Linked DNA regions of Homo sapiens: region 2 is linked to region 1. The links are chromatin loops, found by intact Hi-C in ENCODE. Cell type or tissue: IMR-90. All regions are shown on one strand. Each heading gives the region's core, and the rest is flanking DNA. Links, peaks and the distances in the headings are about the cores only.

Region 1 (15,759 bases), core at 3,358-11,357:
TTCTTAATTGTTCTGTTGCTCAGGCTGGAGTGCAGTGGCATGATCATGACTCACTGCAGCCTCAGATTCTCAGGCTCAAGCGATCTTCCCACCTCAGCCTCCTGAACAGATGGAACTACAGGTGTGCACTACCACACCCAGCTAATATTATTATTATTGTAGAAACAGATTCTATGTTGCTCAGGCTGGTCTTGAACTTCTGGGCTCATGCAATCCTCCTGCCTCATCCTCCCAAAGTATTGGGATTACAGGTGTGAGTAACTGTGCCCACTGCCTCAGAAAATAGAGCCACAGGCCTCTATTTTCTTTCTTTCTTTTTTTTTTTTTTTTGGAGACGGAGTTTGACTCTGTCATCCAGGCTGGAATGCATCTGCATGATCTTGGCTCACTGCAACCTCTGCCTCCCGGGTTCAAGCAATTCTCCTGCCTCAGCCTCCCGAGTAGCTGGGACTACAGGTGCATGCCGCCATGCCCAGCTAATTTTTTATATTTTATTAGAGACAGTGTTTCACCATGTTGCCCAGGCTGGTCTTGAACTCCTGAGCTCAGGCAATCTGCCTGCCTCAGCCTCCCAAAGTGCTAGGATTACAGGCGTGAGCCACTGTGCCTGGCCCACAGGCCTCTATTTTCATTAAGAAATGCATTCCACATTCTATTAGAATCTTTAACGACTTAAAAAAAAACTAACAACTTTTAAAACCTGAACTCTGAGATTTTTCTACACAGTATGGACTGCTGTTTCCTTTAAACACAGCTGCTCTTCAAGGAGATTGTGGACTCCTTAGGCTGGGGCCCCTTACACTGTTGCAAACTTTCCCGATGTCACCCAGTAAGAAAAGCTCAACAGAACATGATGTCACTAGTGGATAGATTTGAAGAGAGTTATTTTTGCCTCTCTAGAATTGATCAGGCTAGGCGCCGTAGTTCACGTGTGTAATCCTAGCACTTTGGGAAGCTGAGGTGGGAGGATCGCTTGATCTCAGGAGTTGGAGGCTGTAGTGAGCTATGATTGCACCACTGTACTCCAGCCTGGGTAACAGAGCCAGATCTTGTCTCTAAAATAAATAAATGAAAAATAGAATTGATCACAGCTGGGTTTTAACTAGGTAGCCTCTCAAACATTTAAACAATGAGGTAAAAGTAGGACAGACAGTAATCAGAAGCACAGCTCTTCTCTAAAGGAAGTATATGCATTCTATTTTCTAGCAACCATTATTGGGTGATTTGATTTAGAGACTCAGTCACCCCCTAATGTCTGATTTAAGCACAATGTTAATGACACCAATGTCAATTCTGCTATTTATTTTAGGCTGTTCTATGACATGGTGTCCTATCCTTAGCTATCAATTTCACAAAGTTATCTTTCATGGAAAGCAAATAAGATGAGACAGGGTGGATGGTCCAGCATAACTACATCCCAATTATTGAAGATAAAAACTAAAATAATCTTAGGTATCATTTATTACCTCTGATGTGATGGGCTTGTTATAGATCCTATTTACTCTTTTCATCAGTTCTATGAGATGGATATTGTCATTCTGTTTTATCTGTGGATAAACTGAGTCCCAGGAAGATGAAGCAAATGTTTCAGGGTCATAGTGGTATTAGGTGGTAGAACTGAATTTCAAACCAAAGTAAAACTTACTTTTAAGTCTAGTTTTTTCCCAACTCCCAGTGCTATTTCTCTAAGTCCAGTTTTTAAAAGAGGAAAGTAAGGTCAACCTCATATCCAGAGGAAAAAAAAAAAGTTTTAAATTAGCATCCTCTGCTGGCATGGGTAGTAGAATTATTTTTATTCCACCATAAAAGATATCTTGGCTCAAATCAAAACACTTTCCAAGTCAGCATTATTACCTGTCAAATTGGTTTGATACCATATTACTGAGTGAATATCTCCCAGTTCTTAATAAACATTAAGTAACTCTTACCCTTGCCGAGTTAAGGGAGATAAACAGGGTTTGCTCTTCAAAAATAAAACGAGATGTTGCTAGCATTGGAATGACAGACACTCAAAGGAGTCAGCTCATAAGTCCTCGGGAGATTCAAATCCATTTTCTAGAACAGGGACTTCACAGCATGAGCCAGTGGCCCCACATCTGCTGCTGGCCCCTTGTCCTTCCTTTGTTCATGCTCATGGGGACAAGAGATGGGTCAGAGCAGCTGCAGCTCCTGCCATCGCTATTTGTTGCAAAGGGAGCTGCAGAATTGAGTGGTGTTAGAACACGCTTCTCCACCCCAAATCCCAGGTTTGATCCTATAGCTCTTGATTGGTCAAGGAGACTGCCAACTCATATTGCCTCAACAGATACTGATTTGGGGGAAAACCTAGACTGGGCCCCTGTGTGTTACAACTTTCCAGACCAAATAAGACATCCAAATCACATGGATAATTTTTCTTGATATTTTTGGAGATAATCATGTAGCTAGAAGGTTCTCTTTTTTCTATTTGTACATTTTTGAGTGGCCTACCCAAGTATAAAGCTAACTAATCTATGAAAATGGCTTTTATTTCAAAATTGGGCAAAAATGGTGTGATTCTGTCATGGACACAGGAATCAGACATTTCTTCCTGCCTTGGGAGAAAATTCCAGAGACCAACAGCTTCAATCAACTTTCAGAATTTGTGCAAGTTAAAACTAAGACAGGCTTAGTGAAAAGGTAATATACACGCCCAAAAACCAGGGCTTTAACATCCATTTACTGTTTTAAAAACTTTTTTTTTTATTCTTCTTGCCTCAAACAGTCCCCCACAATGGTTTGGAGACTGGCACACTTTCACACCTTCCAAGATGTAACCCTAATTCTCTAAGCAGACCTGCCTATATACGTCAATCAAAACTGAAACTGAAGGAAAGGTATCAGGGCAATTCTTTGTTTTAGGGATATCTTATCGTATGCCTATCACTCACAGTACAATATGAACTTTACCCACACTTGTTGAGCTTTGTTTCACCTTACCTTACAGTTAGGTGACTGTTGCTATATTTCAGGGAGACCGGGGGAACAAACTGTCATTTTTTCCAAGCAATTTATAGGCTTTTCTTTTATGGTTACCTTGAATCTCATGACTGATCATGTAATTATCCTGAGTTGACTTCTGAGAATTTGAGAACCGACTTGTGATCTGCTTGAAACGTGGCCCAGGACTTTCTGCTTATACAGCCCTGCCAATTAACATAACATCAGCTTTATTTTACTGTTTGATCCTGATTTTTCCTTTGCCTTAATTTCTTTGTCTAATTTTGCCCTATACTACATACACTTTGTGTACATATGTACACACACACACACACACACACACAATAGTTTATTTTTTGTCAGCCACCACAAATCCTTTTTATAGGAAAATCTTTAAATGGTGAAATGAATTGTCCCAGTTGGTGGTGGTCTGTTCTTTATATTCTGATTTTCTTCAAATAAGATGTTGGAGTCCCTTAAAACTGAGAAGAGACAACTGATTTTATTTAGAAGCATATTCTCTGCCCTGTGTCCTGGTGTTTACTTTTCTTTTTTCCTTTCACTTTACTTTTGTACGCAGCCGTCTCTCTATTCTCCAGCCAGTCACCCCACCCCCAGGCAACATGCAGCAGTACTACTTAACAATACCTGGTCTACCAGGGATTCTAACCTATAACATAGTATGCACTAGAAAGCCCCAGACACAGCCCCACATCCCCAGGACACAGTAAATTGTATAACTATCTGCTCTCTGGTTTGTTTCAGGGAAACTGACAGATCTTTATGAAAAACTTTGCAGAGAGTGGTATGCTGAAAAGAAATAATCACATAATCACACACGGCCTCCCCCAAGGAGCATTTAGGGCCCTATCATTAATCTTTGTAACACTCCTATGAAAGAGGTGGATGGCATGTTCTCTCAGGCCAGTGTTTCATAGGTGAGGGGACAGGGCAGGCCTGGGCTTGCACATGGTCTAGAAGGGAGGAAAGAAAACTCAGCACCCTTGAGGCTCCCACCAGTCAGCCCCAGCACTGACATCTCCCATGCAGCCCGCAGCCTGGGCAATGCAGATTTTGTCTTTTACAGGAGTATTTAGCTTTTTGGGGGCAGGTATCCATATATGGCCATCCATAGCTCTTTCCGGCTTGGCAGTGCTCCCCGGACAAGCAACTCCTCACTGCACCCCATGCTGTCAGTAGCTGGCAGTAGGTTGAAATTACAGGCCTCTAGGCAAAGGTTTTTCAGAAGGTTTCGGCTCCAGATCACCTCTTACAGAAATGTATGAAATGCTCTGACCACCCACCGTTGGGATTTCCTCCCTGTGCAAACCTGAGCTGTTTGCTGGGCCCCAGCAACTTCTCTAACCCCTTATTCTCATAGGCACTCAGCACCAGGAGCTGAAAATAAAAAGGTGGCAAAGTCAGCTCTGATGCCAATCTTCTGCCACACAGCTGTGTATAATGGTTTTGCTGTTATCATTTTGCAGCCTGAATCACTTTCCCTGAAATGCTGCAGGTCTGCACTTGTGGCCTAGTAACTATTTAATGAAACTGATAATTAATCTCCTATACCACGCTCTGTTACTTGTAGAACTAACGTCCACAATGCAACAGTAGAAGAATAAAATGCGTAAAGATGAGAAAAAAGACAGCAAGTTGTCAAGATACAGTAATTGGTAAGGAATTAAAAATAGAACCTCCTACCAGATTACAAGATGGCCTCTCCCTTCCAAGATGGATATCAAACACTTTTTTGTCACAATCTGAAGAGATACAATTATCATAAGCCCCAGAAGGGGTTTCTTCCTCATGTGCTTAGTGAGGTCTGTCTTTAGGAACCCAAACAACTGTTATAAAGTGGATTCCTATATATCTAGGAAGTGAAAAGCTAGAAGGCTAGAAGGCAAAAACTTAAAGTTCTGTGCAATACAATAATTACGTTACAAGTAATAATGTTTACAGGGCACTCAACATATGCCAGGCATGATAAACAAAATGCTATAGAAGCATTGCTTCATTTAATACTCATAAAAATTGATGAGAGATATTTCCCCATTTTACAGATGAGAAAACAGAGTGTCAGAAGTAAATTGCTTCAGATCACTCCTCCAGGAAACCAAACAGCCTGAGTTTGAATCCAGTTTTTTCTGACCTCATGGTTTTTTTTTTCTGACCTCATGATGATCACTCTCCAGTTTTGCAACATCCTGAAATGTCTTCTGAATTATCAAATAAAAATTAACTCATTTGTGTTAAGTAGCAGTGTCATATTTTAATATCAAGTGGGTGGTCTTCCGAATATGTAAGTTTTGTAAAATAAGCCAACAAAAAACACACCTCACAGAACTAAGAAATCAGATGCTCAGATTGAAGGGATATTGTGGGAACCAAATAAAATCTTGAATATGAAAAATCTTAGGAAAAGACATAGCATTCTACGGAAGAATGACAATGTCATTGCTATCAAAAATATCAGTGTGGGCTGGCTGCTATGGCTCACGCCTGTAATCCCAGCACTTTGGGAGGCCGAGTTGGGCAGATCACTTGAGGCCAGGAGTTTAAGAGCAGCCTGGCCAACATGGTGAAACTCTGTCTCTACTAAAAATACAAAAATTAGCCGGGTGTGGAAGCATGCATCTGTAATCCCTGCTACTTGGGGTGCTGAGGCAGAAGAATCTCTTGAACCCGGCAGGCGGAGGTTGCAGTGAGCCAAGATCGAGACACTGCACTCCAGCCTGGGCGACAGAGTGAGACTCCGTCTCAAAAAAAAAAAAAAGTCAATGTGTATGTGATATGTGTGGTAATTCTCAGTTGACCAGCATATTCTGTATATCAAAATATGTGCTTACCTAACCAATTTACACACCGGTCACTTGTGAACAAGCCACCTTTTTACCTCGTTGTCCTGTGAGATGCAGAACCACGCATATTTTAGAGCTTAGGCATTAGAACTTTTCCTTTTTCAACTTATTTCTGGGCCACATCCACGTCCCCAGTTTCTCTGGAAAAGGCTGAGAAAACTCCTAAAGCGCAACAAAGTGTTAAGTTGCTGACACACGAATTACAATTAGGGTCACCGTCAAGGGAGCCGATTTACGGCCCCCCTCCTCCGTTTTCTTGTTACCTATCAACGCGGCTGCATACACTAGCAGGTAGCAGCACCTGTAATTAATTTGCCCCCACGTGTCTCATTTGATGGGGGGGGGCGTTTCCAGCTCTGATGTGCGCGGCGTGGAAACAGTATTAAAGCCGCTCAGGACAAGGAGATGTAAGGCTCCCAGAAAGACCTCCTTACTTGTTCCGAACTCGAGTTATGAAGAAGACAGCGCATGGTTTATTGACCAATGAAACAACCAGAGAACTTTCTTCTAAAGGTTTTAAGGAAGAGTGATTACACTATATAAATAGCGCTATTTCAGGTTTGAACAATTTGAGAGGCCCGTTGTAGCCTTTCAACTCCTCCTTCCTCACATAATCTAAGAGAAAAGAAGACTAAGATAGTTGCAAATCTCAGGGTAGGTCCTCACGGAGGAAAGACGAACACTGGCCTGACCCTGGGCTTTAGAAACCCATGGACAACAGGAAGGAAGCTTATTAACCCCTCTCTTCCCCCTCCCTCTTCTCCCCGGTGGAGAATCAGCTCCTCCTCCTCCCGGTCGTGAGACCCTGGTGCAAAATGCAAACAACCGCCCGCTTTCCCCACCCTGCGCGCTTCTCCCAGAGGAGGGAGAGGGAAGAGGCGAGGGCGCAGCCCCAAGCCGAGTCCAGCAAGTCTGTCAATCGGACGTGAACGTCCCGACGAGACAACTTGAACCTCAGGGCCCTCGCGCCAGCCGGACACCGCAGGTACCCCCTTTACCTGCTTCTCTGCTGGGTTTGCATCCGATACCCCAACTCCTAGCCTCATTTTCCCCCCAGCCCCATAATATTCCGGACCCCTGCTCCCCGTGCAGGTGGTGCAAACGCCCCTGCTCTCCGGCGCCCCCTGCCGGGAAGAGGGAAGGCGGCGGCGGCCGCGGAGGAGCAGGACGCTTGGTCCGGACGGAGCTCGGCGCTGGGAAGAAGCCGGGAGCTTCCCTGATGGTGCCGCCGCCTCCGAGCCGGGGAGGAGCTGCCAGGGGCCAGCTGGGCAGGAGCCTGGGTCCGCTGCTGCTGCTCCTGGCGTTGGGACACACGTGGACCTACAGAGAGGAGCCGGAGGACGGCGACAGGTAAGCGCTGCAAGCCCCAGCGGAGGGCGAGCTCCTGCTTGATGCGCGCCCGGCTCGCGGGGTGCGGGCGGTCCTCCCCGGCGCCCACTCCCACAGCGATCCGCACGCCCTCACTTCTCCGGGGATAAGGAGAGTGCTCAGCTGTCCTGGGCGACACTTCCCTCCGCTCCCGGGTATCAGCCTTTGCGCCCTGCCATCCGTGGGTCGCGTCAGGGATACCCTTCGCCCCGCGTTCCTGCCTCCCCCCGGGTGCCACACTGGCTGGCACAGCTCGTGAACCCCGCTTCCTTTCTCCTGGAGCTGGTTCGCTTCGTCGTGACCCTCGCGTGGCTCGTCCCTGTGGCCGGAGTCTGCCCCGCGTACGCGTTTGGGGACCAGCCCCTGCCCAGAGCGCCGGGACGGGGAGCCTGGCGATCCCCACGCGCCAGGGATTCCCCAGCGCGCGCTGCCCGCCTCCGCTCTCCCGCTGAGAATCGAACATTTCCTCTGCACTTTTTCATAGAGAAATCTGCTCAGAGAGCAAAATCGCGACGACTAAATACCCGTGTCTGAAGTCTTCAGGCGAGCTCACCACATGCTACAGGTAAGCCTGGGGGCTCTGCGGGCTGTTCGCCACTGCGCACCGGGGCTGGCTGGGGAGGCGGCGCTGTAAAGGAGGGGTTTGGAGACGCGCTTGGGACCGGAGCAGCTTTTACGCTGGAACCTGCTGGGTGCGTGCCGCGCGGTGCGAATCTTTGAGGGTTGGTTGGATCGGAGTCAGAGCAACACTGAGCAACTGACTTTGCGTCTAGGGTGTGTGCCCTGAGATCCTGAGGATGGTTGCCGCTCCCTGAAATACTTGTGTGGAAGTCTGTGAAGGAGATTGGATTGGATTTTGGGTGTAAACAGTGGGGCATAGCAAACACGGGTGGCTGCTTTCGTATTTGTGTTTTGTTTTGAAAGTACAGCGTCAACAAGGCAATTCTTGGCACTTGTCTGTCTTCTGACCTTCTGTTGGGGCAGAGTGTGGCTGTCACGGCCTCTGGACAAAAAAGTAGGGGGAGGATTGTGAGTGGTTGTGTTGAGTGAAAACAAAAAGATTGTTGGGGCAGAGGAAAAAAGTCTTTCTAAAAATGTGGGCCACAGATTCACCTGGGTATTTGTTAAATGAGTGACCCGGGTGCTTGTTAAAACTAAGCGTGGATGGGGCTAGGGAATCGGTAGTTATAAAATGTTCCCCAGGTGGTTCTTGTCTCTGAAAGGAGAGAACCACTGTTCTGCTTGCAGCCTTTTGGAGATGAGGGTTGATTTAGGTTTTTCACCATTGAATTCTTGGTTCTGTTCCAGTGCTCTCACTGGATAGGGGAACATGCACCCATAAACGTTTATTGGATATCTGCGTTTTAGAGGCGCTGTACAAGGTAATGTGATCATATGCCCACACCTGACTGTCTCTGGAGACTCACATGCTCTGTTCGGGTTGCCAGGATAAATACTGAGTAGTACAAGGTAACGCAGCAGTCCCTAGAAACGAACTTGAAAGAAAACAATGTTTTATTCCTTATAAGGTTGTAGCCTGTGAATCAATCATAGCGTTTCTTGCAGGTGAGAGCATTTCATATACCCAAAGGTTCAGACCAAGTGGTTCCACGGCTGTCAGTTTATGGGTGCAAAAGCACCATCAGTTACATCGCGTACTTCTGCTCTTAAATCTGTTGTTGGCAGTGAAGGGACAATAATCAGGCAAATCAAGTCACTCCTTGGGCTTAGGAAAGGCTCCTTTCTCTTGGCGTGTGCGGGGGGTGAATGCTGAACAAAATGAGAGAGGTAGTAGAGGAGAAAGGAGTATGTTCAATTGGCAGGTTAAGACTTAAAGAGGCTAACTGGGTGAGCAAGGTCACCGAGCTGGTGAAGTGACCTGGTGGTGCTGGCAGCAGGATTGCTTGCCTGGTTCCAGCCGTGTCTTTCATCCACACGACCACAGTGTTTCTTAGGACACATTGTTTTCCTATCAGCACAGTATAAAGCCTCGAATTTAACATGGGAAATGTCTCTGAGATGGTTTGCTCATTTTTTCAGTCCCTGAAGGTCGGACTTCACATAAATCAGTGACAGTTACAGAATGCATGTTAGATTTTCAGAAACCATTTGGTGCCTGATTGTTTGTTAATGCCATTACTGTCATCTTTTCCAGACTTCTTAAAGCAGTGTGGTGTTTCTTTTATACTCTTTGAACAGGAGACACTAGCAGCACCTTGGCATGTGTTTTCACTAATAGCTACTCAAATTGCTATGAGATCTCGCAAAAATGACATTTTATATCAAGGAGAATAAAGAACTTTGTTTAAAGGAATGGGAAACGATGCTTTCAGCTTGAAAGTGGTGTTGATCCTTGTGTATATGAAAAGATCTTAGATTTTGTTTTTAGATCTATTTTCTCTATGGAAGTCGAGAGTTCTCTGTATTCCGTTGGTCTTATCCTGTTTCTATAATCTACTCTTCTTGAATCCCAAGAATAGAGGATATTATTTTCCTTAGTTTGTGACTTGATTGTCCTAGCCCTTTATACCCTCACTACCTCAAGTATCATCTGGAAACCAGCCGCACAGCATGATTTTGGGAGCTTGTTGGAATCCTGGGCCTCTGCCCCCAGATCTCTTAAATCAGAATCTGTCTTAATGAGAGATGCATAAAATCTTGAAGCACTGCTGTAAGAAACCAGTGTCCTCATCCCCAGGACGCATGCAGACCTATTTAGACAGATCCTTAAAGGAGCATGGAGGCCTTTCAGTTGACCAAACAGTTAGCTCTCCTACCTCACTAAACTAAAGGTTAAACTAAAGTGAGATAAAGAACCAGCATTCCAGGAAGCCAGTCTTTAAAGGTTACTTTGAATTGAGCTGTAAGTAATACAGCATTACTGATGATGGAATGTTCTTTGACTGTATAGAATTCTCTTTACCAGGTGGCTGTTGGTGAATGGTTTTCAGCACAAGTGAAGGAACTCTGGAAGCCACTTCTGAACTTGAAGTGTGTTTAAAAATGACTTTAAAAAAGTTACTAGGCCGGGTGCGGTGGCTCATGCCTGTAATCCCAGCACTTTGGGAGGCGGAGGTGGGTGGGTCATGAGGTCAAGAGATCGAGACCATTCTGGCCAACATGATAAAACCCCGTCTCTACTAAAAATACAAAAATTAGCATGGTGTGGTGGCACACACCTGTAGTACCATCTACTTGGGAGGCTGAGGCAGGAGAATAGTTTGAAACCAGGAGGCGGAGGTTGCAGTGAGCTGAGATCTCGCCACTGCATTCCAGTCTGGTGACAGAGCAAGACTCTGTCTCAAAAAAAAAAAAAAAAAAAAAAAAAAGGCTTTCCTTTAACAAGAAATATTCTCGTGTGTAGGAAACACTAATAAAACAATTTTCACTGAGGCTGTGGAATAAACATCCTAATCAACCCTTGACTTCTTAATTAAGAATCTATTGTGCATCTATTACGAGCTCAGAAAAGTCCTAGAAAATGTTTGAGTATAAAACGATAAAATACAATCTCTGGTCTCAGTTTGCAGACTTGATTTTATATCCAGGACTTTGAAACTGTGAGCAATAAGCAATGGTGTATGATTGAGTTCAAAGTCATGTAGTTCATATGCTGTATTAGTGATGGGGAAGAGAGACAAGCAGCTAGAAATGGCTTTTGGGCAAAAGAAGATTTAACCATGTTCTTCAAAGTGGTTCTTTTTTTCCCCCTTTTTTAAAGTGTTCACTTTTTGTCAACTGGTCTCAAGTTGGTGTACAGTTAAGCCCTGGCTGCCTCCACCCACTCTCAGGGAGACCAAAAGCCTTCACACATCTCAAGTTGGGGGACAAAAAAGGGGGACCATGAAAGCTGGTCACAAATGAAACAAAGTTTTAAGGAGAAGATTTAAAAAATTTTGCATTACATAATTTACATGAAAGCAATGCTAATGCTATCACCTCCCCTGTGTGGACTCCAGAGAGGACTGAGCCATTCTTCTTAGAAGTAGGGTGGCATTTAGGAGGGCAAGGGACTTCCTGCAACAATGCATCTCGCAATATTTGGAATGATTATTTAAAAAAAAGAACAATGTACAGTCAAAGTCCTTGGCCACATTGTAGAGCTTTAGGGTATGCTCGCTCCAACTGACTGCCATCACCTTCACCACAGAAAACAAGATGAGATAGGTTTGGCTTTGCGTTTTTTGTTTGTGTGTGTGTGTGTGTGTGTGTGTGTGTGTGTGTGTGTGTGTGTGTGCTTTGGCTTGACAAAGTGGTTCTTTTAACTGTGTGTTAAATGCTTTTTAAAAACTCGCTGTGATTTTGGCTTTGGGGTTCATGGAACTCCACGTGGAGGCTAAGTGGTAGGGATGCCCCAGGTGCCTCTCTGCCCTGCCGGTATTCATCTGTCCAGCCCGTGCTGTCTCATGAGGCAGTGTTCTTGCTTAGGGCAGCTCAATGTTCCCATGGGAAATAGTGACATGGGGGATGTAAAACACCCACTTTTCTTTGAGATAATACAACTGTGTTGCCAAGTCTTGTGAGAATGTGAAAATTAATGTGATGTTTTTGCAAATGTGTTTACTTGGAGTGCTTTGAAGAGCAAGGTCCTTTTAATTAGAATAGTACTACCAGATTGATAGCATTGGGCTCTAGGTAAGGACACATTTGAGGAAAGACTGTATAATGCACTTCTCTGGCAAGTCACCAAGTTCCCATGGCGGGGGAGTGGGCTTCGATAATGTCAAAACACATATAAAATAATATAAACTCTTTGCTCCAGTGTGAATCCCAGCTCTACTACTTGGTGGTTTTGTGACCTTGAGCAGTTTTAATATCTGTGCTTTAATTTTCTCATCTGTAAAATGAGCATCCAATTGGTACTTAAACTATAGGGCTGCTGTGAGGATTGTGCCTTAATACATGTAAAATGCTTTGAAAAATTCACGACACATAGGAAGTGCTATGTTAGTAATACCTCCCATCGTCATCACTACATCTTGCCAAGTCTGCATGTTGAATGTTTTAGATGCTCAATGGATGTTTGTTGAATTTTGTGAGTCGTATGAACTTCATCTTTTTGAAAGAGCAATTTGAGACCACAGCCAGAAACATCACTCGTTTGCAGATGCTATTTTCAAATGTAGGAGAGCCCAGAAACCTAGTGCCCTGGGGAAATTAGAGTATCTTTGTTTCCTGCTACCTCCCTGACTAACAAGCTACTCTACTCATGACCATAAGAGCCAGTGGAAGGCATAGCCTGAACTAGAACTTGAAGTTACACCACTTTCATCCCTTCCCCAGGATTATGAAGGGTCTTACTGGCAGAAGGAAGACTAGAAATCAGATCCTTAGCCCCAGGCCCATTCTGATTTCTCTCTCCTCTGCTTGTTTCCCTGTCCTGTGGCTGGCATAGCTGAGGCCGGGTACTGAGGGCAGCTCTGTGAAGACTTGGCTCATTCAGGGCATGTAGTTCAGGGAGGAAACAAAATGAAAGTTGTGAAGAACTCTAGCTGGGCGCGGTGGCTCACGCCTGTAATCCCAGCACTTTGGGAGGCCAAGGCAGGCAGATCACGAGGTCAGGAGTTTGAGACCAGCCTGGCCAACATGGTGAAACCCCGTCTCTACTAAAAGTACAAAAATTAGCTGGGCATGGTGGCACACGCCTATAGTCTCAGCTATTCAGGAGGCTGAGGCAGGAGAGTCACTTGAACCTGGGAGGCGGAGGTTGTGGTGAGCCAAGATCACGCCACTGCACTCCAGCCTGGGCAACAGAGCGAGACTCCATCTAACAAAAACAAACAAACAAACAAAAAATCTTGTGAAGAAGAGAGCAGGGGCTAGTTGGAGGTGGTTTTGTGCAGAATGACCTGAATGACACACCTTGCATGCTGAAGGCAGCTTCTCCTCTCCTGTGTTAGGCCATCTCTAGCATGGGCTGTCAACCCTCTGAGAGCATGAGCCATCTGTCCTCATTCATGACTATATCCTCAGAGGCTAGCTCCATGCCTGGACAGAGAGGTTGTTCAATACATATTTGCTGAATGACAGAATGACTATGTTAAAAGTAAACAATAAGATTTAACTGAAATCTGTTAGGTCTTCAGGAACTTCTCTTGCTATCCAAATGTGCTTTATTTAAAATCTGAGCTAGGAAGACTCTTCTAAAAACCAGAGATTAACTGGACCTCTGAGAAGCTGCCATTATTTTCATTGGTTCCAAGTTAGATCCGCTTAACTTTAATTGCTAATGTGTAACAGGTGCTAGATTCTGGCAGCTATAGCTAACTCCTTGAACTTGCCATCTTAAATAACACCTGAAGAGGACATGTGGGTTCCTGCCTGTGTGTTTAATTGTGCCACAGACACTGGCTTTGGAGTAGAGGATCAAGGTTTTAAAGGGGGTCCCCCGCCTTCCCACAAGAACAGGTGTTCGAGGGAGGGAAGGTTCTGTATCACTTCTCACTCACTCTCAGAGAAACAATACGGAGTAATTGGAAACAATTTTAACTCAGTAACCACAAAAGGCTGCTCTTTCACTGGTGTGTCCTTTGAGATCAGATCCAGTTGCTACTCTGGTTGCTGCCCAACTTCCTATGGTTAACTTCATCCTTTGTAAGTGAAGCTGGGGTGGGTGCACCCGGAAAAGCCAAATGCCTCTTTCTTGATTCTAGATATTCTATCTTCTCAGGAGAAGGCTTGCATTTCAATCAGCAGCTTTCCCAAACCCTGCTGTTCTCCTGCTCAGCAGGACCGGAGCTCCTTTTGTGAGTTTAGAGGGTCTGCTGGCATTTAAGGCATTGTTGAGTATCTAGAGAACAAAGATCACATTCTGTTTTAGATTATTGCTTTTATTTGCGGGATGAAAAAGTAAACAGCTATAACATCTGCAGTTCCTCTTCTGCCAAGTGAGGTCCTTTTTTTCTGCGAAGCTATTGACTCATTTTAAATAGTGTTTTAATTAGCTATTGACTAATTTTAATCTTATGAACAAGCTTCATTTACTTAGTCAACGAATACTTGTTGGGTACTTACAATCTGCCAGGCACTGTTCTAGACATTTAGAATATATCTGAAAATTGGACAAACCCCCAACAACAACAAAAATCCTCTGTCCTCAAGGAATTTTAATTCCCTTTATCTTTCAGTAAAGGAATTTTGACCCAAAGATTTCCTTTGGGACCTTTTTAAGATACTTGTTTTGGACATACATTTGATTAATGTCACACTTTGGAGGTTAAGATCTTAATTGCCGGTAGCCCAGCTGTGTCCTTTCAGCAACAGAAATCCCACAGCTTCAAGCAGAGTCAGGAAAACCCAGGGATGGTGGTAACAGAAGGTTTTCTGCAGAGGCGCTAGCAAGAACTTAGCATGTACCGCAAGTTTCTTCCAAGAATTATTGCAATGTGAAAGCATTACAAAGAGGAGGTGTTATTTTCTCATGTGACCTGTGATGTGGATAGCAGCATCAGAGTTGCCCCACTAGGGACAAATACCCCAAGCCCAGTTCACCTAGGCCAGCATCATGTTTTCCGACAGTGACTGTAAGCAGAGTTTTAAAGAAGGCATGCCCCTCCAACATTGCTTGACTCTCCACATAATGCATTATAGATCTGTCATCATATAAGTATGTGACACTTCTTGAACAGTTAGTTTCCAGCTTGAAACACCTGTAGAGAATGGGGTGGTAGTGATGCCTACACACTTAATCCTCATTAAGCAAAATGTCGCATCTTTCTAGCTTTAAGGTATGATCCATGTGTGCCAAGAGCCAATGTGAAAGCTTGGATGAATATGTTGCCACCTTATTGGTTGTGGTAGAACTAGTTCATCTTACCATGACCTTGAGGACTTCAGAAACTGGGACCACATCCGTTCTAGACCTTTCCTTCTTGGCCACTCCTGTGGGACATTCTATTTGCCTCATCTGGAGTGAAGCTTCTCATCCTTGGCCCTCTGGGAATGACAGGGACGGATGTCAGCCCCGTGGGCTGTCCCACAGGAGGCTATGTAAACAGAACTGGTGGGAGATACAGGGGGGCTCTCAACAGGTAGCGTCTAATCCTGGGAGTTTGGTAGAGAGCAGGGATTGGCAAACTAGGGCCCATGGCTTGTTCTTGTACTACTAATAGTTTGAGTAGTTTTTGTCTTGAAAGCATTGCAAAAGAACACACAGAATCCCAATTTGGCCCCCAAAGTCCCAGATATTTACTGCCTAGCCCCTTACAAAAGAAAACTTGACTCCTGTAGATCCACTTTAATACAAACACCAGGATTGGGGCTTTCCATCTATAACACCTCATCCACATGTCTGAATTCTCAAGGTGACCTTGGGACGGTCACTTACTCATCTTCATCTTTGGGTCACTTACCTGTGTATCACCTTATTTATATTACAGTGTTTGGATTTCTTGGCCAAGCATCTTTAGTTGTCACTTGGTTTTCTGATCTCCAGGAATCATAGTTTTTGTTGAGCTGGAACTTCTTTCAAGTCATCATTCCTAAGTGATACTCGAAATGAGCATAATCTGCCAGTTTCTAAGAAGCTGACTTTATTGCAAGGAGTTGATTGAGCACTCACTTCCTGCTGCCT
Region 2 (15,759 bases), core at 4,894-12,893, 47 kb before region 1:
TATTAGAATCTTGACTGTTTATTTGCTTTCATAATGTAATTTGTGCTTTTCTTTATTTGTTACATGTCCTTAAGGCCATATTGTTTCTAGCCTTTTATGACCCTTAAGGAGGACAGAAAGTTATGAGACTAGCATTTTCCAAAATGTGTTCCAGTAGATGTTGTTGGGGGGGGAAAAAAAGAAAAATTATGTGGTCAAATACATTTGGGAAACATTAGATTCAATAAATTTAAACAGGTTCTTTTGCTACCTAACTTTTCAAATCTATAATATGCCACATGTATTACAAATCTTCAGGAGTGGCCTGTAGCATTCAGTGCTTGCAAAACTTATTTTTCTGTAAAACTCATTTTTAAAGGACCAGCTTATGGGACAAAGAGGCTAAGTGCCAACAGAACATATTTTAAGAAAAGCAAAATTAGACTAAAAGAAGCAACAAAGCCTATTACTTTAGTTTGCTGAACATTAGTGAGCTTAAGTTGACAGACTTCAGCTGTAACATATTTAAATATGGTATATTAAAGAATGTGTTGATTTCAAAATGCAGTAGAAGACTAGGATGTACTGCCAACAAAGAAGTGTCAGTTGCTTACTAATGAGCTAAAAGAATTGCATTGGTCATACTGATTCAAAACCGTTTTGAGTTTTCCTGTGAGTATAATAAAGCTGCACTATTGGTTTAAACTTATAAAAATATTGAAGACACAAAATTCAATAAATTTATTGACCTGGATTTCAAACTTCAATAAAGGGATTTGAGCAGGAATATAATCAATAACTGAAGTAAAAATTTCTGTACTAAGAGAATAATCATGCTGCCATCCAAAAAATCGTCCTGAAAGGCTGGGTACAGCAGCTCAGGCCTGTAATTCCAGCACTTTGGGAGGCTGAGGTGGGAGAATCACTGGAGGCCAGGGGTTCAAGACCAGCTTGGGCAACATAGTGACACCCTATCTCTACAAATATGAAAAAATTTAGATGGGCATGGTGACTGCACCACTGCCCTCTAGCCTGGGTTACAGAATGAGACCCTGGAAGGACTTTTGTTTAAAACAAAAATAGTCCTTAAAGATCACAACAGGTAGAATATGTTAGTCGTGATTCTCCAGAGAAACGAACAATAGCATATGTAATGAGAGGACGAGGTGGGAAATGCAGAGAGAGAGAGATGGAGACAGAGAGACACAGAAAAATACTGATTTTAAAGAACTATCTCACACAACTGTACAGGCTGACAAATCCACAATCTGCAGGGTAGTCTGGTAGGCTGGAGATCCAGGGAAGACTTGATGTTGTAGCTTGGGTCCAAAGACAGTCTGCTGATGGAATTTTCTCTGTTTGAGGGGAGGTCAGTCTTTTTCCTATTAAGGTCTTCAACTGATAGGATGAGACCCACCCATATAATGGAAGGTAATCTACTTTACTCAAAGTCTGCTGATACAAATGTTAATCTCATCTAAAAAATAGCTTCTCAGGAATATCTAGACTAGTGTTTGACCAAATATCTGGGTACTGTGGCCTAGCCAAGTTGGCACATAAAATTAACTGTTAGAATGACTTACAGTGTAAACAGCCAAAATTACGTAAGCTTAAAATTATCTGCATCAACATCCTATTGGGACTCTAAAATATCTTAAAAATTAAGAATAAATCAATTAGTGAAAATATTCTATGAATCAGCCAACTATTCTATTGCAATCATTTAGACCAAGGGTTGACAAAATATGACCTATGGGCCAACTCCGGCCCTGTTTTCATATGGCCCATGAGCTAAGAATGGTTTTTGCATATTTTAAATGGGAAAAATCAAGAGTAGTATAATATTTCATGACCCATGGAAATTATATGAAACTCAAATTTCAGTGTCCATCAAAAGTTTTATTGGAATATGGACAGCTATACTTATTTGTTTATGAGTTGTCTGTGGTTGTTTTGGACTATATTGGCAGGGTTAAACAGTTGCAACAAAGACCATAAGGGCCCCAAGGCCTAAAATATTTACCATTTGTCCCTTTGAAGAAAAGGTTTGCTGACTCATGATTCAAATAAAGCAACTGATAGAATAAATTTTTACTATGCTACTAAATTGAAATGGCATCCTATTATAGCCTGAAGAAGACATTTGTGTAGGATGACAGTAGTTTTAGTAGGTTATTTGCAACAGCAAAGGATGGTATCTACCTTCTGTAGAATAAGCTTCCACATACTCTTTTAATGATATAAACTCTATGCTTTTCCTTTGGGTAGAGTAGGAAAGAGTCTCCCCCTCCTCTGTTAACAACCTGAAAACAAATATAATCATCACATCAGATCTGAAGCATATTCTAATGTATTCAAGAATATCTGAAAACATTCAATTCACTTAGAAAGTATTTGAGAAGTTACAATTTCAAAGTGGTGTGCTGGAATGTGCTAGAATCTTGCTGACAGTCATCTCAAGAACGTGATTGCAATGAGTGAAGTTCCCTCTCATGGGTCACTGCACAATGGACCCCTGAGAAGAACCTTCAAATTTCTTAAAAGACAGAGCATTTCCCCTAAACCTGGGTGCTAAAGGCTTGTGGAGAAATGGGCAGCCTTCTGGGATAGTTTAAAGCTTAGAAGAATTTCTGAAACTGGGGTGTACTAGCTATGAAGTTTCTCTTTTGTAGTGATAATTAGCATTGAAAGACATTATTGGAGAACAGTAATATTTTATGTCAGTGATTTTCAAGGTGAGTCCAGATAACTATAAGGAATTGATCATAGTCTCAGCAATTTACAAGAGTCTTTTGTTCAGTCATTAAAAGGAATCTGTGTTACTTTTGTTTAACATACTGGCTCAGATGGTTGCATCTTTGGGACAGGACCAACTGAATACATTTGAAGTGTTTGAGATAAAAGAACTTCTCCCAGTAAATCAACTTTCTTAGAGCACGTTTCTCCACCTGTGGCAATGGACCCTGATCCAGAAAGTAAGCTCCTTGCCCTTTCTTAAAGAGACAATGCATGGAAAGTGTTTAGCTCAGGGCCTGACCCATATTGAATGCTCATTAAAAATTAATAAGGATTGTAATCTATTTTATTAATAAAATTATGTATTTGAAACAAGTGTGGGGGTGTGTGCGTGTGAAAAATTATTATTATTTATTGTCTGTAACAAGTGTAGTTCCTAGTTTCATTCTCTAAAGCAAGAATATAGAGAAAGGGACAAGGGCACTCAGAACTAGAACAGGATGTCCTCAATGACCTATTCTCATGCCTAGTGATAAGGGGATGTGGTACGATGTAAACAAATGCCACAGCAGATGCAGTAATTGAGGAAGCAAAGGGAACTGGAGAACCACTGAGCTGGGAGTTGGGAGACATGACTTCCAGTCCTGGGTCTCCTACTCACTGTAACCATGAGCAAGTCACCTTCTATCACTGGGCCTCATTTTTCTCATTTATAAAATAAAGGATTTGTACAAGATGACTTCTCTGATCTATTCTAGCCACGAAACTCTGATATACTGAGAGGTGATCACAAGAGCAGAGAGTGGTTACATTCCCATGTTTATTCAAACAGGGAGATACGTAATAAGATATATTGGAAACTGTCTATTGGAAACTGTCCAATATATCTTATTACTATTAGGTTGGTGCAAAAGTAATTACAGTTTTTGCCATAGAAAGTAATGGCAAAAACTGATTTCTTTTGCACCAACCTAATATATGATTATTGTCTGGGACACGGTAATAATCATAAAAGCTAATAGTTGAGTGCTTCCTAGGTGCCAGGCACTGTGTGAAGGACTTTATACAATTCACTTATACAAAGGTTACAACTACCCTAGGAAGAAATCTTATCCATGTTTTCCAGATAAGGAAACTGAGGCACAGTAACTTGAATAAGTGTCAAACTGCTGGGATTACAGGCGTGAGCCACCACGCCTGGCCTTAAGTATCTTGTCTATACAACTCATAAATGATAAAGATAGATGAGTGGATGTTCAAAAATTATTTGTTGAATGAATGAGTGAATGAATGAATAGGTAAAAGAGAAAACCAGGCTTTTATTGGCCCAGATATTTTCTTCCAGTCTAGGTGGGCAATGTGAACAATCAGGATAGTTACAGCTTGAGTGTCCTTTATCCTTCTTGGCCACCTGAGAAAGCAGGTTCTTCTCAGGTCAAGCAAAACCTTCTCTTGAGCTGGGTCTCCTAGACTCTGAGTCATAAGTCTATCAGAACTGCAGCCATTATAGGATGGCTCTATTATTACGACTCAATTCTTTCAGGAGTTATGACACAAAGATTGTTTTCTTTTTTGAGTATCTTAAAAGTGCCAGGTGGCATTTACTTATTTCTTAAAATGAATTATTTATTTTGCTTTGAGCAATTTGTGATTCAAGAAATTCTAAAGTTTATCATTTCTTTCTAAACCTTTTTGTGTTCAGATACTCCAGAAAGAATGATTTCCTTGTTATATCACTTGTAGCTAAAAATAAGTTTGAACTGGCCATGCTGAATATTCAATTATGTATGAGCATTTTTTCAAATTCCAGTCTCCTTATTGGTGGCCGATGGCAATAGCACTTACTTGATGTGGTCATCATAGAAGGGAGGTGAGTCACAAATAGACTGTCTTATGGAAGAAATGACTAACATTACAATATGTACCAGTGCCCAGGAAAGAGGGAAAGAGAGAGAGATGAAAGAAAAGAAAGAAAGGAGGGAGTAAAGAAGGAAAAAGGAAAGAAGGAAGGAGGGGGTAGTGAGGGGACTCAAACCCTCAAGCAGGTAACTGTGAGACTCTCTTGTCCCAAGTTCTTAACCAACTGACATTCCCAGAAAGCCTTTTTGGCTCAGCCCTTTACCACTATTCCACTTACATGGAAACCAGTAGAAGCTCACGTTATACTGCCTCAATGCGAAATGGGGTCTCTGGCCAGATTTGTATGTCATACCAAGAAATACAGACCAGTGTTAAAATGCAGGGGGTTCTTTTTCTCTGCTAAGTGAAACAGAGATCCTAGTTCAAAGTCTAGCTTAACACCTTGGATAAGACACTTACTAGGTAGTCTTAGTGTTCTCGTGTGAAATGAAGATGACACAGAGATAATGATCGTAGCCTAACAGAAGCATAATCAGGTGTTTTTTTGTTTTTTGTTTTTTTGTTTTTTTGCATGACAACTTAAGAGACATCTAGACAAACTGTTCTGAGGAAAGTGTCCAGAATGGTGAGGGGATGTGTTTGAAGAACACCCTATGTGATGTTCATATGAAAAAATCCATATGTGTTTGAAGAAACTGAACATGGCCACCTTGAACAAAATCACTTCAGAATACATGATAATTGTCTTTATTCTAAGGGCTATTACAAGAAAAAGAGATTAAGTTATACAACGTGGGTCAAGGAGAGGTTGTGATAAGAAGCAAGGTTTTGATTTATTTCAACAAAGACTTTTTCAACAATAAGAGGTATTTTTTTTAATGGTGGGCTCAGATCATGGATGGTGAATTTCCTGTATGTGGAGGTATCTAAATAAATGCTAAATGACCACTTATAAGCGTATTCAAGCTACAAATCAGAGATGTGATTGGAAGAGATTAAGTCTTTCTCCAAACTAGAAATTCTAATTTTCTGTACCTGCCCTAATTATTAAAATACAAATTACTTTATTAAAATATGAATTAATCTGTTAGAAGAAAGTTGAAAAGTTGAATGCCCGATGATGTCAATGATGACAACATGAGCAGCAAGATAGCTTTCCAAACTCCTTTTCATATATAGTGGTGCCTTGCAGTAAAAGTTGAATGAGTAAAAACACAATCTGTAAAAGCACAATACATCTTACCGGCCAGGCATGGTGGCTCACGCCTGCAATCCCAGCACTTTGGGAGGCCAAGGAAGGTGGATCACCTGAGGTCAGGAGTTCGAGACCAGCCTGACCAATATGGTGAAACCCCATCTCTACTAAAAATACAAAAATTAGTTGGGCATGGTGGCATGTGCCTGTATTCCCAGCTACTCAGGAGGCTGAGACAGGAGAATTGCTTGAACCCAGGAGGCAGAGGTTTCAGTGAGCCAAGATCACGCCACTGCACTCCAGCCTGTGTGACAGAGCGAGACTCCATCTAAAAAACAAACAAACAAACAAAAAAATACATTTTACAATTTACATTAGCACCTCAGGAATTTAGAATTATCACCCCTTAAAAATGAAATACTTAGGTATAAAGCTAACAAAATATATGTAAGATTTATATGAAGAAAATTACAAAACTTCTGGGAAAAAATCAAAGACCTAGTTAAATGAAGAGACAATCCATGTTCATGGATAGAAAGACTCAATATTGCCAAGATGTTGGTTCTTCCTATCTTCATCTATAGATTCAATGCAATCCCAATCAAAACCTCAGTGAGTTATTTTGTGGATATTGACAAACTGATTTCAAAGTTTATACAGGGGCAAGAGACCCCAAATAGCCCACTCAATACTGAAGTAGAAGGAGAAAGTTGGAGGACTGACATTACCCAACTCTTAAAACTTACTATAAAGCCACAGAAATCAAAACAGTGTGGTATTAGTAAAGGAGCAGATAAGTAGATTAATGGAACAGAACAGAGAGCCCAGAAGTAGACCCACACAAATGTAGTCGACTGATTTATAGCAAAAGAGTAAAGACAATACAAAGGAGAAAAGATAGTCTTTTCAGCAAATGGTGCTAGAACAATTAGACCTCCATATGCCAAAAAAATTACACACAAATCTTACATTTTTCACAAAATTTAACACAAAATGGATCATAAACCTAAATGTGAAATGCAAAACTATAAAACTCCTAAAAGATAACATAAGAGAAAATCTAGATAACCTTGGGTATGGTGATGATGTTTTAGATACAACACCAAAGGTACACTCCATGAAAGAAATAATAAAATGACTTTATTAAAATTAAAAATTTCTGCTCTGCAAAAGACACTGTCAAGAGAATTAGAAGACAAGCCACAGACTGGGAGAAAATATTTGCAGAAGACACATCTGATAAAGGATTGTTATCCAAAATATACAAAGAACTCTCAAAACTTAATAAGAAAACAACCCAGTTAAAAAATGCACCAAAGACCTTAGACACCTCACCAAATAAGATGTATATATATGGTAAGCAAGCATATGAAAAGATGTTCCATATCATATTTAATCTGAGAAATGCAAATTAAAACAACAATGAGATACCACTACACACTTATTAGAATGGCCCAAATCCAAAACGCTTATTATGGAAAGGATTTAGGGCAATAAGAACTCTGATTCATTGCAGATGGGAATGCAAAATGGTACAGCCATTTTGGAAGAAAGTGTGGCAGTTTCTTACAAAACTAAACATAGTCTTACCATATAATCCAGCAACTTATTTCCTCAGTATTTATCCAAATAAGTTGAAAACATAGGTCCACACAAAAACCTGCACATGGATGTTTATAGCAGATTTATTCATAATTATCAAAACTTGGAAACACCTAAGATATAGGTGGCTGGATAAACTGTTGTCCATCCAGACAATGGAATATTATTCAGTGCTAAAATGAAATGAGCTATCAAGCCATCAAAGACTTGGAAGCAACTTAAGTACATACCACTAAGTGAGAGAAGTCAGTCTGAAAAGATTACATACTGCATGATTTCTAGTATATGATATTCTAGAAAAGGCAAAACTGTGAAGACAATAAAAAGATCCATGGTTTCTGGGGGTTGGGGAAAGGGGAGGATACATAGGCAAAGCACAGGATATTTTTAGGGTAGTGAAGCTATTCTTTGGAATACTATAATGGGAGATACATGCCATGATATATTTGTCCAAACCCATAGTATATACAATGCCAAAAGGGAATCCCAATGGAGATTACAGACTTGGGCAATAATGATGTGTCAATTAGGTTCACCGATTATAACAAATGTACCACTCTGGTGAGAGATGTTGATGGTTGGGGAGGCTGTGCATATGTGAAGGCAGAAGTATATGAGAACTCTGTACTTTCCATTCAATTTTGCTTTAACCAAAAACTGCTCTAAAAATAAAGTCTAAAAATAATAAACAGCAACTATCACTGTTGCTTTTGCTAGAAAAAAAAATCTGTGCAAAAAGAGAATTAGAGCTAAAGCTTTTAGCCATCAGAAAGAAATTGCCTCACTTTTTTCTGACCCTCTGCCCATCTATATTTTAGAATTTTGTTGGAGGAAAAAAAAATGGGAAGATGAGAGAAAGGGAAGAGCAATCAGCATTTGCTAAAAAAAAAAAAAAAAAAAAAAAAAAAAAAAAAAAAAAAGACTAGACTCAATCTCCCTATACAAAAAAGGAGTCATGGCTCTTATCTTTGCCCTCTAGTCCCATAGTGAGCAGTTATAGGACTCAGAAATGTGCCTAGAGGGTGACTGTGAATATTTTCCGTATCTGATGGGGAAGAAAGCTCCAGAGCACCTAGGGCTCAGCAACCCTCACTTAGAATTCCCTGCTCAGTACCAAAGAAATGAGACCAAGAAGGCATTCTATAGAAAGCTGGGCTAGTGATTGGCCAGGCACAGTGGCTCATGCCTGTAATCCTAGCACTTTGGGAGGCCAAGGCGGGCAGATCACTTGAGGTCAGGGGTTCAAGACCAGCCTGGCCAACACGGTGAAACCCCATATCTACTAAAAGTACAAATATTAGTTGAGCATGGTGGTATGCGCCTGTAATCCCAGCTACTTGGGTGACTGAGGCACAAGAATTACTTCATCCCGGGAGGCAGAGTTTGCAATGAGCTGAGATTCCACCACTACACTCCAGCCTGGCGACAGGAGTGAAATCCTGTCTCAAAAAAAAAAAAAAAAAAGGCTTGGCTAGTGATGATTCTTAGATTATCGTAACTCTTGAGTTACTCAGCCTGTCCATGTTGGTTTTAAGTAAATATGCATTTTAGACATATGGTCAAAATATGAACACACACTTTAGTGCTGGAAGCATTTTTTTATTTCAACAGATTTATTCACCATTAAGTAACCCATGTGTCACCAGCCTTGTCCTGCAGTCAGAGTTCACATTCACCACAGAATGATGCATATACTTGGAATTACTCAACTGGGGGCATTCTTTAAAAAAAAAATGACATTTCATTTATATTGTGTCCAAGGTTTTTTTCTCACTTAAAATTTCAGACTATTGCTTCTTGATGGCCTGTTGCATAATTTTGCTTGCTTGGTTTACCTAGAAAAGTACATCAAATAGATTGGATAGTGATCTCCATTACATTTTCAACAAGTTTTTATTCTGAGGATGATTAAGAGTATGACCTAATGTCCTGTCTGACCATTTGATTGGGAGGTCAAACTGTTAAATATAATTCCCAGGAGCTCCTCAGAGGCAACAACTTTAATTACAGAGAGATAAGGAAGGAAAGGAACCTCAGAGACCCAGCTCTGTTCTCCTCATGGAATAATCACCACCAACTGCAGAAGTCCAAGGAAAATCCCCAGGATTACACCAGAGATGTGTAAAAAGAGTTAATATATAATACAAAGGGTTAAAGCAGCCTTCATTCATATTTTCCAAATGAGGAAATATGTGGTTAAGAAGTAGTTCAAGCTGTTCAAGGAATCCAAATCTACGAGAACCCAGAGTGAAGAAATACAGAATATTCCTTTAAGATAGAGTAAACTATGACGAGGAATGAAAATCTAGTAAACGCTCATGATAACAGAATTATGGTGTTCTGGAATATTAAGCCAATGGTCCAGGAATTCTAATCTCCCTCCTGTGTGATTACTTGCAATCCTCTTCCATAAGAGTGGACATAAATAGCACATAAACAGAGTATCTGAGGAATGGAGAGGCAGATGAGAAAAGAAAACTTATGGTGAGGTCCTTCCCAATGGCACAGAGACATGCTTTATCATCTTCTATGTGAGAGTGGAGGGTAAAGTGAGGTGTGGGGGTATTGATTTTACATCATCCCTAATGCAGTCTGCACAGGACCTGGGACGGCCTTGACAGAGGTGAGAGGGTGGGAAAATGACAACCTTTTAGCTCCCATTTAGTGTCCCAGTGGAAAGTGGCTCCCAGAGGTCTCCTAAGGAGGTTGTCTTTGAGAGGACAGCTCTCATCCACTCCAGCTCTTCCCAACTAAAGCCACAGAGAATCTTTCAGCTTGCTCCTATTCCCCATCTCCAGAAGGAAAAGAAATGCAAGATCTCCTAGCTGAGATTAGGACATAGACAGTCATGCAGAGATGGATTCAGAGTGAATAAAATCCCATCAAATTTTTCTCTGTCTCAAGACTTTTCTCCTCCCATGAGCTAGCAGGGCAATTTTACAATGTCATGACTACAACCACATGGCATTTGATACTCCAGAAGGGAAGCAGTGGGGAAGATGGAGCATGGAAGTCAAGAGTTCAGCCAAGACATTCAAAAGTGAGAAATACTTCCCGGCTGCCCTGAACCTCTTTGAGGAGCCAGTGGCTATCAACACCTTGGGAAGTTCTAGCAGCTTCCACACAAGAGGCCCCAGCAAAAATTCCCTCAGTAAATCAAGGGCCAGTCAACAGTCACTTAGAGAGCACTTGTTCCGTGTCACTGGGCTAGGCCACGTCACTGCTCAGAAGCCTGTAGAATACACAGCTATGAAAAATGACATCTCAAGGCTGTAAGTGTTAAGTGGCAAAGGGCTAATACAGAGGTCTGTGTATTTTCAGAGCAGGAGACAACCAATGAGAGACTCTTGAGTTCCTATCCTTCAATTTCAGGCTAAGTGGGTGCTCCAGTGATCTCTTTGGCCTTGTCCCAAAGGCTTAAGATAGAGATGCAAACCCGGTCTACATTATGTAAACCAGGATTGTGTGCTCACTGCAAAACCGGTCATGCAAAGTCTATAGCAGTAGATGTAGGCAGTGTTCTGAACATGGCAGTGATTAATTGGAGGAGAGGGGAGGCAGCCGAGAAAGGACGTTTTCTTTACTGATTCTTCTTTTTAAAAATATTTATTTATTTATTTATTTATTTAGAGACAGGTTGTCACTCTGTCGCCCAGGCTGGAGTGCAGTGACATGATCATAGTTCACTGCAGCCTCAAACTCCTGGGCTCAAGGGATCCTCTTATCTCAACCTCCAGAGTAGCTGGGACCACAGGTGTGCACAACCACACTCAGCTAATTTATTTATTTATTCTGTAGGGATGGGGGTCTCACTATGTTGCCCAAGCTGGTCTCAAACTCCTGGCCTCAAGCAGTCCTCCTGCCTCAATCTCCCCAAGTGGAAGGATTATAGGTGTGACCCACCTATAATATAAAGGTGAGCCCAGCCTTTATTAATTCCTAAAGACCACCTGCCTTTTCTATGAACCTATTGTGGTTATTAGGATCATAGAACTAAGTTAGCAATGAAAAAGACAATGGTAACTTATTGAGCACCTAACTGTCTGCCCAACTTCAGTGGCTAAGATGAGAGAAAAAATATAGGTATTTGAGGAAATTTTATAGTCTAACTTGGAACTTACAATCTAGTTTGAAACATTAGATGAACATACAAAAGAACTTGATAGTTGCAGGGGAAGGGGGAGTGTATGATGTAGTGTTTGAGGCTGAAGAAGTGAGTGGGTTAGGGAGTAAGACATGCTGAGAAGAGGGGCTTGGGTTAGACACACAAGATTGGGTCATATTTGGGATCTGGCTGCCTGACAAGGTCAAAGTTAAGGAATTTTTGTGTGTGGTGCATAGAGCAATCGACCTAAAAGAATAGATGTTTTGATATTGAGAAGTAATTGCAAAAAGAGATGGCAGGACTGTAGTTAGGAAGGTGGGTTTAAAGTCAGATTTGGATCCTAATTCTATTTCCTTGTAGCTGTGCAATATTGAACAAGTTTTTTAACTTCAGAGTCTCAATGGCCTCATGTATAAGATGGAGCTACATGCCTGTGAGAAATAAAAGAGACAATCTGGCCGGGCGCAGTGGCTCACGCCTTAATCCTAGCACTTTGGGAGGCTGAGGCGGGCAGGTCACCTGAGGTCAGGAGTTCAAGACCAGCCTGGCCAACATGGCAAAACCCCCTCTCTACTAAAAATACAACGGGCATGGTGGTGCATGCCTGTAATCCCAGCTACTCAGAAGGCTGAGGCAGGAGAATCACTTGAACCCAGGAGGCAGAGGTTGCAGTGAGCCAAGATTTCACCACTGCACTCCAGCCTCAGTGACAGAGTGAGACTCCATCTCAAAAATAAAAAAATAAAAAGACAATCTATTTTAAGTGCCTAGCACAGTGCCTGGACTTGTAAACTTGCAACAAATACAGCTCTTATATTTTTAAAATTTCTATGAGGGTAGGACCTGTGTCTGTCTTGTCTGTCATCATTTCTTAACACAGCACATAGTATGTCAATGTACATTTTAAAATGTATGAATGAACAGAAGACATGAAAGAGCAAAGAAACACAAGTGAGCATACTCGTAATAATCTTATCACCAAGAGGACCAAGTTTCTTTAATCCAGCTGCCACATTTATTTAGATAGAGTTTTCTTGGGAGCATTTCCTCCTTGGGTCATGGGAAAAGCAAGCAAACAAAACCCCAAGAAACTGATATCTCACTGATGGCATTACAATTACAAAGAGGATTATCCAAAGTAATTATGTATGGTAACGTTATCATGTTAAAATAAATCCGATTATTCATTTGTAAAAATTCAATGAGTGTTCAGGTTTCTCTATAGGAAAACAACAAATATCTCTGCCCATTATATAAAGCTCTAGCTAATTTGTTCAGGCACATAATAGAGAGTGCTGTGGCACAATTCTAAGAACATTATTTTTTTTGCTGATAAATGATGCCCCAAAATTATGATTAATCACAATTGCTTAAAAATTGACATAACATTCAATTCAGCAGGTTAGTTTATTGTGACATAAGTTAACTGGATTTTGGTGATTTAAGTCTGACTCTGAGCATGCAGTTGGAATATTTTATGTAGCATCTGACATAGAGATAAATGGATTTTGTCAGGAAGCCAAGAGAACAAGTATTAATAATATTCTCTTCACACTCATTGAGGGCTTCCTATGTGTCAGGTATTTGTAAGAGCTTGAATGGTATTCACTAATTTAATCTCCACAACTCTATAAAGTAGGTAATTTATCATCCTCATTTTACACATGGAAGAAATAAGGCACAGAGCACTTAGGTAACTTGCCCAGGAGCATCCAACTAGCTCAGCAGCAGAGCTGGGATTCAAAGTTCTGGCATTCTGACTCCTGAGTTCACACTCAAGGGCTCACCAGTACTGTCCCCAGCACTGTGTTCTGATACTGCCCCCCAGAACTTAGTCTCTATGGGAGGGTTGTGGAGGGAATGGAGGAGTGGAGAGGATCCACTAGAGTGTGGATCCTTATCCATCTTGGTTCTGAGGAATAAAACACCGCTTTGAAGGAAGCCAGGGCTGCTGGAGAGAGAGAGAGAGAGAGAGGTTTCTAGGTCAGTTTGTTATCAAATGTTGGTTCTTTAGAATCTTGGGGATTTAGTGATGCAGATGCTTGGGCCCCACATGCCATAGCATTTAATTCAATAGGCCTCTATGGGACACAAAGCGACATTTCTAATTAGCCCCCCAGATGATGCTAATATAGATTGTCCCCACAGTCACAATTTAAAAAACTTCTGATTTGCTTTACAACTCTCTCTCTCTCACACACACACACACACACACACAGATAATAAATGGGATTTAAATTTTTCCATTATAATTTAAAGAAAAATAACAAAGACCTTCTTTCTAGGTGATTTATACAGCATGTAGACAAAGTTTAGGTCTTGTACTCAAACTTTTCTGAGAGTCCTATATTCATTTTCTATCGCTGTGGAACCAATGGCCATACATTTAATGGCTAAAGACAACATCCTTTTATTCTCACGGTTTTTTTAGGTCAAAATGTCTGAGTGGGCTCAATGTGCTCTCTGCTTAACTCCCAACAAGGCCAAAATCAAGGTGTTGGCCAGACTGGACTATCATCTGAAGCCTCTGAGGAAGTGTCTCTTTCCAAGTTCATTTAGGTTGTTGGCATTCAGTCCCTTGCACTTGGAAAACTAAATCTGCATTTCCAGGCTGACTGTTGACTGGTGTTACTATCGGTTTCCAGAGGCTGTTCCATCCTTGCTCATGATGCCCTCCATCTTCCAGCTAACAACTATGTGTCTTGTCCTTCTAGTGTTTCTGTTCTCTTTGACTTTCCCCACTGCCACCAGCTGGAGAAAGTTCTCTGGTTTTAATGGGCTCATGTGATTAGATTGTGCACTTCCAGATAAACTCTCTTTTTGATTAGCTCAAAGTCAACTGATTAGTAACCTTAATCACAGCTGCAAAATTTCTTTTGTCAGATACTGAGATAGAATAGAAATGGGACACAGCTCCTCTTTCACAAATTTTTTTTCTTTTTTCTTCTTCTCTTGTCCCACTAATCACGAAACCCACACCACTACCTCACTGGCAATATACCAATATTCCTGCTAACCCTGAGGCTTTAGTTGTACAAAGCAAATAGCCAGTCTTCTGTGCTCTCATAATGTTTAACCATGCCTTTTACTTAAAGAATTTCAGGAACTGGCCTTTGGAAATCTAAATATCAAACCAAGGTTATGGAGTGTCCTACTTCAGGAAGGAATGTTCAACAGTGATTTGCAGCATGGTTGCTGCTGGCCAGACCACCAGGTGGTCCATTACTCAAGATAACTATTGTGGCTGGGCATGGTGGCCCATGCCTGTAATCCCAGCACTTTGGGAGGCTGAGGCCAGAGGATTGCTTGAGCCCAGGAGTTTGAGACCAGCCTAGGCAATGTAGCAAGACCTCATCTCTACAACAACAACAACAAAAATCAAAAAATTAGCTGGGTATGGTGGCACATGGCTGTAGTCCCAGCTACTCTGAAGACCAAGGCAGGAGGATCAGTTGAGCCCAGGAGTTCTAGACCACACTGGGCAACATAGCAAGACCTCATCTTTATAACAAAAACAATAAAATAAAAAATTATCCCAGTGTGGTGGCACGTGCCTGTAGTCCCGTCTACTTGGGAGTCTGAGGTACGAGGATTGCTTGAGCCTGGGAGGTTGAGGCGGCAATGAGCCCTGATCACAATGCTGCACTGCAGCTTGGGTGACAGAGAAAGACCCTGTCTCAAAACAATAATAGCCATCACAACCAGATATGCTCACTGCATACCCTATCCCTCAGATGGTTTGCCCAGCCAGCCTGCATACTTTACCCCTTATGTCAATTCCCACACTTGGCCTAATAAATCCTTCCTGGCTTTTCTAGGGAGTCAGCTAGAGAGTCCTTGCATCTCTACTGTCTCCCTTGTGCTCCAGCACAAGCCCTGAAATAAAAACCTGGTCTGGGAAATTTGCTTGGCCCCAGGTTAATTTTTATTACATGGGGAAAACCAAAGGGCCTGTGATCTGTAACAGATTCTCTGATGAGCTAGCCAGGAGCATGATATGTGGGGAGCATTTTCCTCCCAGGAGTGGGAGGCTTGTGAGTTAGTGAAACAGCCAGACACATCTCCTTCACGGCTGATGGGCGGCCACCTGAACCATTGGCTCAGCACCACTGCAACTGGCATTTTCCTTCCAGGGGCTTCTCACCAGTCCCCAACCTGAGACAATGCTTTCCCTCACCTCCTGTCCCCATCTGTGGTATCTTTCTTTTTCCTTCTTCTACCTTCCTCCTTCCCTGCTTTCACTTTTCCTTCCTTCCCTCCTTCCTTCCCTCCCTCCCTCCGT

Evidence for each region. A loop is a pair of places that touch in the nucleus more often than their neighbours do. Peaks named below come from ENCODE experiments on the same cell type or tissue, not always from the same donor. Only the 100,000 strongest peaks of a DNase experiment are listed, where the experiment ranks them.
Region 2: a loop joins it to region 1, with 2.3 times the contacts of the local background. A loop is called at or near these places in 5 of 110 quality-filtered maps.

Annotation. Positions count from the first base shown.
Region 1 is chr18:59,688,622-59,704,380 of GRCh38, reverse strand. CCBE1 (collagen and calcium binding EGF domains 1) reads left to right here and starts at 6,958. Exons shown (of 11, transcript NM_133459.4): 1 at 6,958-7,169; 2 at 7,672-7,752. The coding sequence starts at 7,039. It also overlaps the pseudogene ACTBP3. In IMR-90, for the core only: a CTCF peak has its summit at 6,949 (motif pointing left); DNase peaks (open chromatin) are centred at 6,660, 6,990 and 7,860; H3K4me3 peaks cover 2,523 bases; H3K27ac peaks cover 1,702 bases.
Region 2 is chr18:59,737,608-59,753,366 of GRCh38, reverse strand. No RefSeq gene overlaps it. Among named protein-coding and RNA genes, the nearest start is that of CCBE1, 48 kb to the right of the region's middle. In IMR-90, for the core only: no CTCF peak of the experiment used is centred there; DNase peaks (open chromatin) are centred at 8,956, 9,596 and 10,326; H3K27ac peaks cover 1,255 bases.